Regions from separate parts of the Homo sapiens genome. Here region 2 is linked to region 1. Evidence: chromatin loops called from intact Hi-C (ENCODE). Cell type or tissue: K562. All regions are shown on one strand. Region 1 overlaps LAMB4 (laminin subunit beta 4). Region 2 overlaps LAMB4 (laminin subunit beta 4).

The links. Peaks named below come from ENCODE experiments on the same cell type or tissue, not always from the same donor. Only the 100,000 strongest peaks of a DNase experiment are listed, where the experiment ranks them.
Region 2: it touches region 1 in a loop (2.0-fold over the local background); 7 of 110 quality-filtered maps call a loop at or near these places.

What each region holds. Positions count from the first base shown.
Region 1 is chr7:108,035,426-108,040,425 of GRCh38, forward strand. LAMB4 (laminin subunit beta 4) reads right to left here. Exons shown (of 34, transcript NM_007356.3): 30 at 1,963-2,170. Among named protein-coding and RNA genes, the nearest start is that of LAMB1, 35 kb to the left of the region's middle. In K562, no CTCF peak of the experiment used is centred here; a DNase peak (open chromatin) is centred at 1,896.
Region 2 is chr7:108,095,419-108,100,418 of GRCh38, forward strand. It overlaps LAMB4 (laminin subunit beta 4), which reads right to left. Exons shown (of 34, transcript NM_007356.3): 11 at 2,985-3,164. Among named protein-coding and RNA genes, the nearest start is that of LAMB4, 32 kb to the right of the region's middle. In K562, a CTCF peak has its summit at 2,502 (motif pointing left); a DNase peak (open chromatin) is centred at 2,503.

The DNA of each region.
Region 1 (5,000 bases):
CAGCTACTTGGGAGGCTGAGGCATGAGAATCACTTGAATCTGGGAGGCGGAGGTTGCAGTGAGCTGAGATCGTGCCACTGCACTCCAGCCTGGATGACAGAATGAGACCCTGTCTCAAAAGAAAAAAAAAAAAAAAGATTTTCAATGTACTGCTTATTATAGCAAATTTAGAGAGTACCAAAAAAAAAAAAAAAAAAGAAAAAAAAACGTAAGAAGGGGAAAAAATACCAGTAATCTTGCCATCTTTTAAAATGTTAGGATATTGTAGCAAAATTTTTTATTTTCATAATTAAGATCCTCTTTCATGTATAGATTGTTACCTGCTTTTTATTTTCAACTTCCTGTTCAGTTTGGATGTTACCTGCTTTTTAAAAAGCATTACCATTGCAATATAAGAATCTCTGCCTGTTATTAAACATCTTTTATCAACTTTTTTTTTTTTTTTTAGATGGTGTCTCGCTCTTGTTGCCCAGGCTAGAGTTCAGTGGTGCAGTCTCAGCTCACTGCAGCCTCTGCCTCCCAGGTTCAAGTTCAATCAGTTCTCTGTCTCAGCCTCCCGAGTAGCTGGGATTACAGGTGCATGCCACCACACCGGCTAATTTTTGTATTTTTAGTAGAGACGGGTTTTCACCATGTTGGCCAGGCTGGTCTCTAACTCCTAGCCTCAAGTGATCCACCTGCCTCGGCCTCCCAAAGCACTGGGATTATAGTCGTGAGCCGCTTCCCCCAGCCCATCAGTATCACTTTTAATTGCTGTGTGATTACTTGATTTTTTTTTTTTGAGACGGAGTTTCGATTTTGTTGCCCAGGCTGGAGTGCAACGGCGCAATCTTGGCTCACTGCAACCTCCACCTCCTCAGTTCAAGTGATTCTCCTCCTCAGCCTCCCAAGTAGCTAGGATTACAGGCATGCACCACTACACCCGGCAAATTTTGTATTTTTAGGAAAGACAGCGTTTCTCCCTGTTGGTCAGGCTGGTCTCGAATTCCTGACCGCAGGTGATCTGCCCGCCTCAGCCTCCTAAAGTGCTGGGATTACAGGCGTGAGCCACCGTGCCCGGCCTACTTAATCTTTTAAGTAATTGCTGTGCAGTTAATCTTCCTCGTTTTAAATATTAAACCTAGAAGGGGTTGGACTTTTGGATGAATCTGGTGCACTTCGTTTATACACGTGGATGATGAGACAGTGACAATGGCTCAGATCTCAGTGATGGTGGGTGTTGATGATACTACCACCTAACTGATCCTGTAACCCTGACCCACAGCACCCCATGCTCATAAAAACATCAACCTGGCTTTTCTTTTTTGGTTGGCTAAGTCAACAGGACAAAAGGCAAGAGTTAGTTAACTCTGTATACCATAGATATCATTTTCATCTTGCAGTACTCCTGGAGCTCTAGTGTCCGTTCTGTTCCTCATCATTATATTGGGTTGGTGCAAAAGGAATTGCGGTTTTTGCCATTATTTTCAATGGCAAAAACCGCAATTCCTTTTGCACCATCCTAATATCTTTTTACTGAGAATATACTGAGGAAGTGAAATATCAGACAGACTTTAAAAAATAATTTTGATTTCAAAGTACTGCTTAGTGTAGTAAACTTAGAAAATACCAAACATAGATAAATAAGGGAAAAACTATACCAATATTCCAACCACCTGTTAAAGTATTGGCATATAATGAGTATTGCACATTTATTGGTATGCATTGGTATAAAAAGGTATCAGGCCACTGGAAAGGCATTTTGAGTCTAAGAAAACAGGAAGAAAACAACCCTGAACCCTGTCACCGAGTCACTCAGCTTCCCGGGGAATCTCCAAAGAGAGCTCAGCCCTCAACTTGGGCACTGAACTATCAGAAGGTAATTTCATTTGAATGCTATAGATCCCTAGGCAAACATTTTCCTGATGTCCTTTCAGCAGATGGTCTGTTAGAGCAAGATAAGAATATTAATACAGTACTTACTCAGCTGCTTTGGCCTTCACCAAAAGCTTTTGGGCTCCATCTGCTTCTTCATTTAACCTGTTTTCATCTGTCCTGTAATCCTCACAGAGTTGCATATGTTTCTGTATTTTGACAAGTTCATCGGTTAGATTTTGGGATGGAATTGGTAGGTGAATGTCAAGCACACCATTCGCAACCTTCTCGATGTCTTCTGGAGGCACGTTTTCCTCTTAAATAAGAAGCAGGGTTTTAGGTAATCATGTCTCCTTAACAAACACTGTATCTTAAAAGTATAACCACAATGATGTCTCAGCCAAATGCACTTGCACTTGATTATGTGCCCCTAGAATACAGGGATTAGATTGTAGCTTCCTATAGATTCTTCTTCATCCTCAGCTGTCCCTTCTCTCTGGAAGAAACAGTGCTCACTGAGTGCTGAATACTTGCTGAACAAGTGCTTGTTGGAAAAACAAAATACTAAAGACTTGGAACATTGTGTGTATTCTACAAAATGTCCTGAGAATGATTTATTATAAGTACATACTCAAAAGCAATTAACATGTTTAGATACCTGTCATGAAGATTTAAGCACAATGAATGAGACACTGGAGAAGCTCTGCGTTTGAAGTCAACAAAACTGGATTCTGGTCCTCCATGACATTAAAAAGTCTCACAATTTTTGCTCATCTATGTAATTGGGTAACTATACCTGATGCTACAACTCAGAGGCCTATTCTGGGATTGGAGTGAGACAATACAGAGTAAAGGAACATGTTAGTAGCATGTTATAAAGAAACTTTTTTTTTTTTGAGACAGAGTCTCACTCTGTCACCAGGCTGGAGTGCAGTGGTGGCACAATCTCGGCTTACTGCAACCTCTGACTTCCTGGTTCAAGCGATTCTCCTGCCTCAGCCTCCTGAGTAGCTGGGATTACAGGTATGCACCACCATGCCCAGCTAATTTTTTTTGTATTTTTAGTAGAGATGGGGTTTCACCATGTTGGCCAGGATGGTCTCGATCTCCTGACCTCCTGATCCACCCACCTTGCCCTCCCAAAGTGCGGGGATACAGGCATGAGCCACTGTGCCCCCCAAAGAAACTTTCAAATACATCCATGCTCTACTTTCCAGAAAAGTAAATTTGGCCCCTATTGAGAACTAAAGTGTAAGATGAACTGTTAGAGCAAGCTTGTTCGACCCACAGCCCAGGGGCCACATGTGGCCCAGGACGGCTTTGAATGTGGCCCAACACAAATTTGTAACCTTTCTTAAAACATTGTGAGATTTTTTGTGTGTGATTTTATTTTTATTTTTAGCTCATCAGCCATCGTTAGTGTTAGTGTATTTTATGTGTGGCTCAAGACAATTCTTCTTCCAGTGTGGCCCAGGGAAGCCAAAAGATTGGATACTCCTGTGTTACAGCAAAGCCATTTGTCACTCTCCAGCTACTTAGTGAACACCTACAATTCCCATAGGGAAGCTAGAGATGAACTAGACAAGGATCTTATCCTCAGGGGGCTTGCCGTCAGGTGAGGACCTATAAGTCATTATATACAAATATTGATCACACAGGAACAGAAGTGATCAATATAAGGCAAATGCTATGGGGTTCAGAGGAAGGAGAAAATACTCCAGGAAGGACTTCAGATGCATTGAAACTAGACCTGGGAGGACAGCAGGTTAAACTTGTGGAGACTGTGGGGTGTGGGGAGGGGTAAGAGATATTCTAAACTGAGAGAATTACAGGAGCTAAAGCTCAGGGTGGTACAAGAAACAGTGCATGGATCACTCTTGGCAGGAGAGTAGTGTGCTTAGAAGGGCTGGGAGCAGATGGCACAAGTCCCTGTGTCAGAGGCTAAGGAACTTACACTGTTCAGAGAACAGTGGGAGCCAAAAATGATTTTCAGCATTTGAGTGACATGACATGAATATATATTCTGCTTGTAGTCATTTTGCTTTAGCTATTTTTCTTAATATAAATGAAATATTTTACTTTCTGTAATATTTTTGAAGCAATGTGACAAGAATTTTTTTGTGAGGGAAGTAAAATGACATTTTAAATAGAATCAGGGAGTTGGCTCTTTAAAGAAACAGTACTTTCTTTCTTTTTTTTTTTTTTTTGAGATGGTGTCTCGCTGTATCGCTCAGGCTGGAGTGCAGTGGTGCGATCTCGGCTCACTGCAACCTCTGCCTCCTGGGTTCAAGTGATTCCCCTGTCTCAGCCTCCCAAATAGCTGGGATCATAGGCACGCACCACCACATCCAGCTGATTTTTGTATTTTTAGTGGAGACAGGGTTTTGCCACGTTGGCCAGGCTGGTCTCACACTCCTGAACTCATGTGATCCGCCTGCCTCGGCCTCCCAAAGTGCTGGGATTACAGGCGTGAGCCTCCATGCCCGGCCAGAAACAGTAGCTTTTTAATTAAAAAAGTTCTAGTACATCATACTGAATGGGCAAAAGCTGAAGCATTCTCCTTGAAAACCAGCACAAGACAAGGATGCCCTCTCTTACCACTCCTGTTCAACATAGTATTGGAAGTCCTGGCCAGAGCAATCAGGCAAAAGAAAGAACAAAGCGTATCCAAATAGGAAGAGAGGAAGTCAAACTATCCCTGTTTGCAGATGGCATGATCTTATATCTAGAAAACCCCGTAGCCTTGGCCCAAAAGCTCCTTAAGCTGATGACTTCAGTAAGGTCTCAGGATACAAAATCAATGTACAAAAATCACTAGCATTCCTATACATCAGCAACAGTCAAGCCAAGAGCCAAGCCAGGAAGGCAATCTCATTCACAATTGCCACAAAAAGAATAAAATACCTAAGAATACAGCTAACCAGGGAGGTGAAAGATCTCTACAGGGAGAACTACAAAACACTGCGCAAAGAATCCAGAGGTGACTCAAACAAATGGAAAAAGATTCCATGCTCATAGATAGGAAGAATCAATATCATTAAAATGGCTATACTGCCCAAAACAATGTGCAGATTCAAGGTTATTCTTATCAAACTACCAATGACATTCTTCACAGAACTAGAAAATATATTTTAAAGTTCATATGG
Region 2 (5,000 bases), 60 kb after region 1:
GAAGCATAACCGCAAGAACACAGAGAAGCCTGCCCTGCCAGGTTTATTGTGTGCCTGGCTGCGTGATTATTGTTTTGCATATAACCTCACAGAGGAAATCCTGTGTCAGGCACTTCCAGAGCCTCATGTAGTTTTACTGGATGGCAATTAGGAGGAGGAGACAAGTAGGTGTAGCTAGTTGTACATGCTGCAGTACTGGCACAGTAACCCTAAGTGATGCTGACCAGGCTGGTGACTCAGAGGCAGGAGTTTCTGGGAGTCATGGTTATTACTGATCGCTCCTTCTCTGGCAGATGCATCTGGAATCCCACTCTCTCTTCTCTCCTTTAGTACTTTGTTACTTTTTGTCTTAATTCCCCCCTCCTTCTTCTCCTCTACCCGTAGACATTTCTGAGCCCTGCATATGTTGCAAAGGCTAAAAAGACATGCTACCAGAGCAAGGAATACACTTGCAGCAAATACCAACGTTCATGGAAATAACCCAAATGTCCCATTGACTAATGAATGGATAAATAAAAGTGGCACCTCTGTACAATAGTATGTTATTCAGCAATAAAAAATAAAGACCGATGTAATCTGCAATATGGATAAAACTTGAAAACATTACTAATTGTACCATCTTAACCATTTTAAGCAGGCAGTTCAATTGTGTTAAGCACATTAACATCGTTGCATAAACAAACTCCAGAACGCTTTTCATCCTACAAAACTGAAACTCTATGCCCTTTATATAATAACTCCCCACTCCTTCTCCCCTCTAATCCCTAGCAACCACCGTGCTGCTTTCGGTCTGATTTTGACTACTCTGGGTACCTCATATAAGTGGAATTATATAGTCTTTGTCTTTTTGTGACTGCCTTCTTTTACTTTGCATAATGTTCTTAAGGATCATCCATGTTGATGGATGTGTCAGAATTTTTTTCCTTTTTAAGGAAGAATAAGATTCCATTGTATGTAAATACCACATTTTGTTTACCCACTCATCCATCAGTGGATACTTGGGTTACTTCCACCTTTTGGCTAGTGTTGCTGTGAACATGGAAATACAAATATCCCTTCAAAGCTCTGCTTTCAATTATTTTGGGTATATATGCAGAAGAGGGGTTTCTTTTGTGGGGGGATGAAAATGATTGTGGTGATGATTACACAACTTCCAATATACTAAAAATTATTGAATTGTTTACAGGGTGAATTGTATGGTATGTAAATTATATTCAATAAAGCTGTTATGGGCTGGGCACAGTGGCTTATGTCTAGAATCCCAGCACTTTGGGAAGGTGAGGCGGAAGGGTTGCTTGGGATCAGGAGTTGAAGACCAGCCTAGGAAACACAGTGAGACTCCGTCTCTCAAAAAAAAAAAAAAAAAAAATTAGATGGCTGTGGTGGCACATGCTTGTAGTTCTAGCTACTTGAATGCTGAGGTGAGAAAATTGCTTGAGTCCAGGAGTTTAAGGCTGCAGTGAGCTATGATTGTGCCACTGTAAGCCAGCCTTGATGACAAAACAAGACTCTGTCTCTCTCAAAAAAAAAAAAAAAAAAAAAAAAAAAAAAAAATTTAAAGCTGGTATACACCCCCACACACCAAAATAATGTTCAGCCTGTTCTTGGAGGACATCATTTTAGTCAGAGAGTCAGAGAAACATGTGGAATGCTGAAAGGTATGATGGGAAATTGGTTTGACTATATAATTCATTATCATGACATTTAATTTTGCCATCAAACTTAAGAAGAGCGTTTTATTACAGAAAGATTCAGACCAATGTTTTCTAAACATGCAAATAATCCACAGTTCCTTATATGGGCAAAAATATGGAGCAGGAGGCTGTGACCAAATGGAAATTATTTACCCAGGGTTTCTGAGGAATCTGTAGCTCTACGGAGGCCCGGAGCAGCTCTAAATTTCTGTGATCCTATAGCTAAGGGTCTGCTCATTTGGCCTTAGAAAACTGCTGAGGTGTTTTTCTATTTCCGCTCCCCCGCTTCCCTGAGCTCTTTAATTATTTTTTCTTTTATCAGAGAACATATGGACCAATATTAGAAGGGGTGTGAGAAGAAAGGGGAAACATAATTTAAAAAATAAAAAGAGGCCGGGCATGGCGGCTCACGCCTGTAATCCCAGCACTTTGGGAGGCCGAGACGGGCGGATCACGAGGTCAGGAGACAGAGACCATCTTGGCTAACACGGTGAAACCCCGTCTCTACTAAAAATACAAAAAATTAGCCGGGCGTGGTGGCAGGCGCCTGTAGTCCCAGCCACTGCACTCCAGCCTGGGTGACAGAGCGAGACTCCGTCTCACAAATAAATAAATAAATAAATAAACAAACCACCACTTGAAAATTGCCTAAGATGACATCAATCTTGCAGAAACACATAATGTAATTTAATGGATTTGTATGTAGAGGTCTAGTGGAAACCAAAAAAACTTTTGCAACTTGGCGTTAAATTTCTTGCCATTTCCCCGTGTTTGTTCCAGTGGGGAAAATGTGAATGCCCCCTGCTGGTCCTTTATGATAAACCCAGCAAACCACAGAGAAAAGTTCTCCACTAACCGCTTAGGATTTACGGGAACCATTATGTTACTTTTTAAAACCCAGAGGTTGGCAGGATTCTTAGGTATTCATGATCATCAATTTTTAGGGCAGACAGAGACAGCCCCAAGCTTTAAAACGCATAGGGGCCGAGGTGGGCGGATCACTTGAGGTCAGGAGTTTGAAACCAGCCTGGCCAACATGGTGAAACCCCGTCTATATTAAAAATACAAAAATTATCTGGGCGTGGTGGTGGTCGCCTGTAATCCCAGCTACTCGGGAGGCTGAGGAAGGAGAATTGCTTGAACCTGGGAGGTGGAGGTTGGAGTGAGCCGAGATTTTGCCACTGTACTCCAGCCTGGGCGACAGAGCGAGACTCCATCTCAAAAACAGACAAACCAACCAACCACATAGGGGTTGATGGACACTCCCCCGACCCCCGATTATGGACTTACGCTGGCAGCCCAGGGGGTCGGTGGCGCTTAGTCCGTAGTGGTTGGGTTTGCACTGGTCGCATTTGGCTCCTTCCACGTTCTCTTTACAAAGGCACTGGCCGGCCACAGACCCTAAGGCAGGATCAGAGTGGCTCACACAAATGCCACCAGATATGGTCCCATCGGGGTCACATTCACAAGCTGGGGACACAGACATTCATTGTTTTAGTTAATTGCAAATTGTGGGAAGCCTGAAATATAAGCACGGCATTTTACTCATGCTATAACTATCTTGCTTTGTTTAAATAATTAAATGTTTAAATAATTAGACCACCTGGCAAGAGCTATTCAGAAATGTCTCCCAGATCTCTAGCCTTGGAAAACGTTGAATAAATCCATGCATATATTTTTAAAAGACTTTTAAATGATTCGAAAGTCAGAGGACCAGAGGAAGACTGCTGTTATGAAAATTAAGACTAGATTATGTTAAGAATAGACTGATTCTTCTGGGGATGATGAGAACGTTTTGGAATTAGGTAGATGGGATGGCTGCACAACATTGTGCTGGTGAACTGTTGTTCATTTAAAAATGGTTAATATTTTATGTTATGTGAATTTCATCTAAAAATAGATTTTAAAAAAGACTCTAAAGGTGAAAATAAGGTCAAAATCTCTGAAACGTGCTTAAAAAGTAAGTCTCTCCTCTATCACAGAAAAATATGTCACAAGGAAAAGTGACATTCTATTTTATTTTTCCTGGAAGAAACACCTGTAAGAAGGAAAGGGAGGGAATAGTGAGAAGTATTCATATCCTTGGTTTTGTTGGGGGGAAATCTGCTGACAGGTCAAGAGCTTGATGGAAGAGATTCTGGAAAATGGGATAAACAGTCACTTGCAGCAAAGGAGCCACAATGGTAGCAACCTTTTTCCTGTTGTTGTTGTAGACATTTGAACAACTCAAGGATGGTGTGTCATATGAAAAAGAATGTTGACAGTTTGAGTTAATTCCAGAGGGTAGAACCAGGAGAGAGTAGAAGTCACAAAAGGTAGCACTTGATTGAGTTTGAGGAAGAACTCTCAAATAGTTAGGGGTGCCCAATACTGCAGCGAACCCCTCATCATCGGAGGTGTCCAGGTAGATGTTGAAACAGCACTTGTGGCTTTGGTATGGATGACAAATGTGTTGTTGGGCATTAGATGACCACCAAGGTCTCTTGTACCTTTGTGGTTCTGTGTTTCCATGGGGTTCCACTTTTAAGGCGTGTAATAAAAATAAAAATATGAATATCCTGATTTTAAGGAACAGTCACATTCACATTTATACATGCTTGCTTTGGATTACTAAAAACAAAACTGTCAAGTCTAAAACCATGTCTATATAACCACCATTTAGGTTAGTGAGTTTAGTGGAAACAATTCAGTCAAACCAGTTGTTTCGCATTATTGAAGCAACTGGTGTTTGCTCTCTGACACAATCTTTCAAATTTCAATGATTTGTTACTTGTTATTGTTTTGTGACTGGTGACTTACTATGAAAAAATAGCATTGAGTTCTGTTTAGTTTGGAAAAGCCACAATTTTCTTCTAATTAAAGCCAGTTGCTTCTAGAAAGAAGGGAACAAACTGGATTCATCTTAATAGTGGCCAAAAGGAAAAAGCTACAATTTCTTTGGGAGACACTCCAAAGAATCAGTATTGAGTTCCAGAGAATAATTTAATTATGCACAGAAGTATCCTTTGGGAAAGAGATGTGGGAAGGGTGGATAGTAAATGTTCTTTGAAATAGCCTTATGTCATGACCTTTAGAAGTCTAATTGAATGTCTTGGTGTCACATAATTCTAGCAAACTTTTATTATCAAGTAGTTGAGTCTACCAAATCTTGGTTTTTCTGTATCAAATTTAATGGCAACTTAATTGTAGAAAACTTAAAATTAGTCAACTCTTATGCCTGGAATCTGCTTATGTAAATATTTAGGTTCAAACAAGGACAACTTAGAGAAAATTTATATGAGAATTCTAATCAATCTTCAAATACAC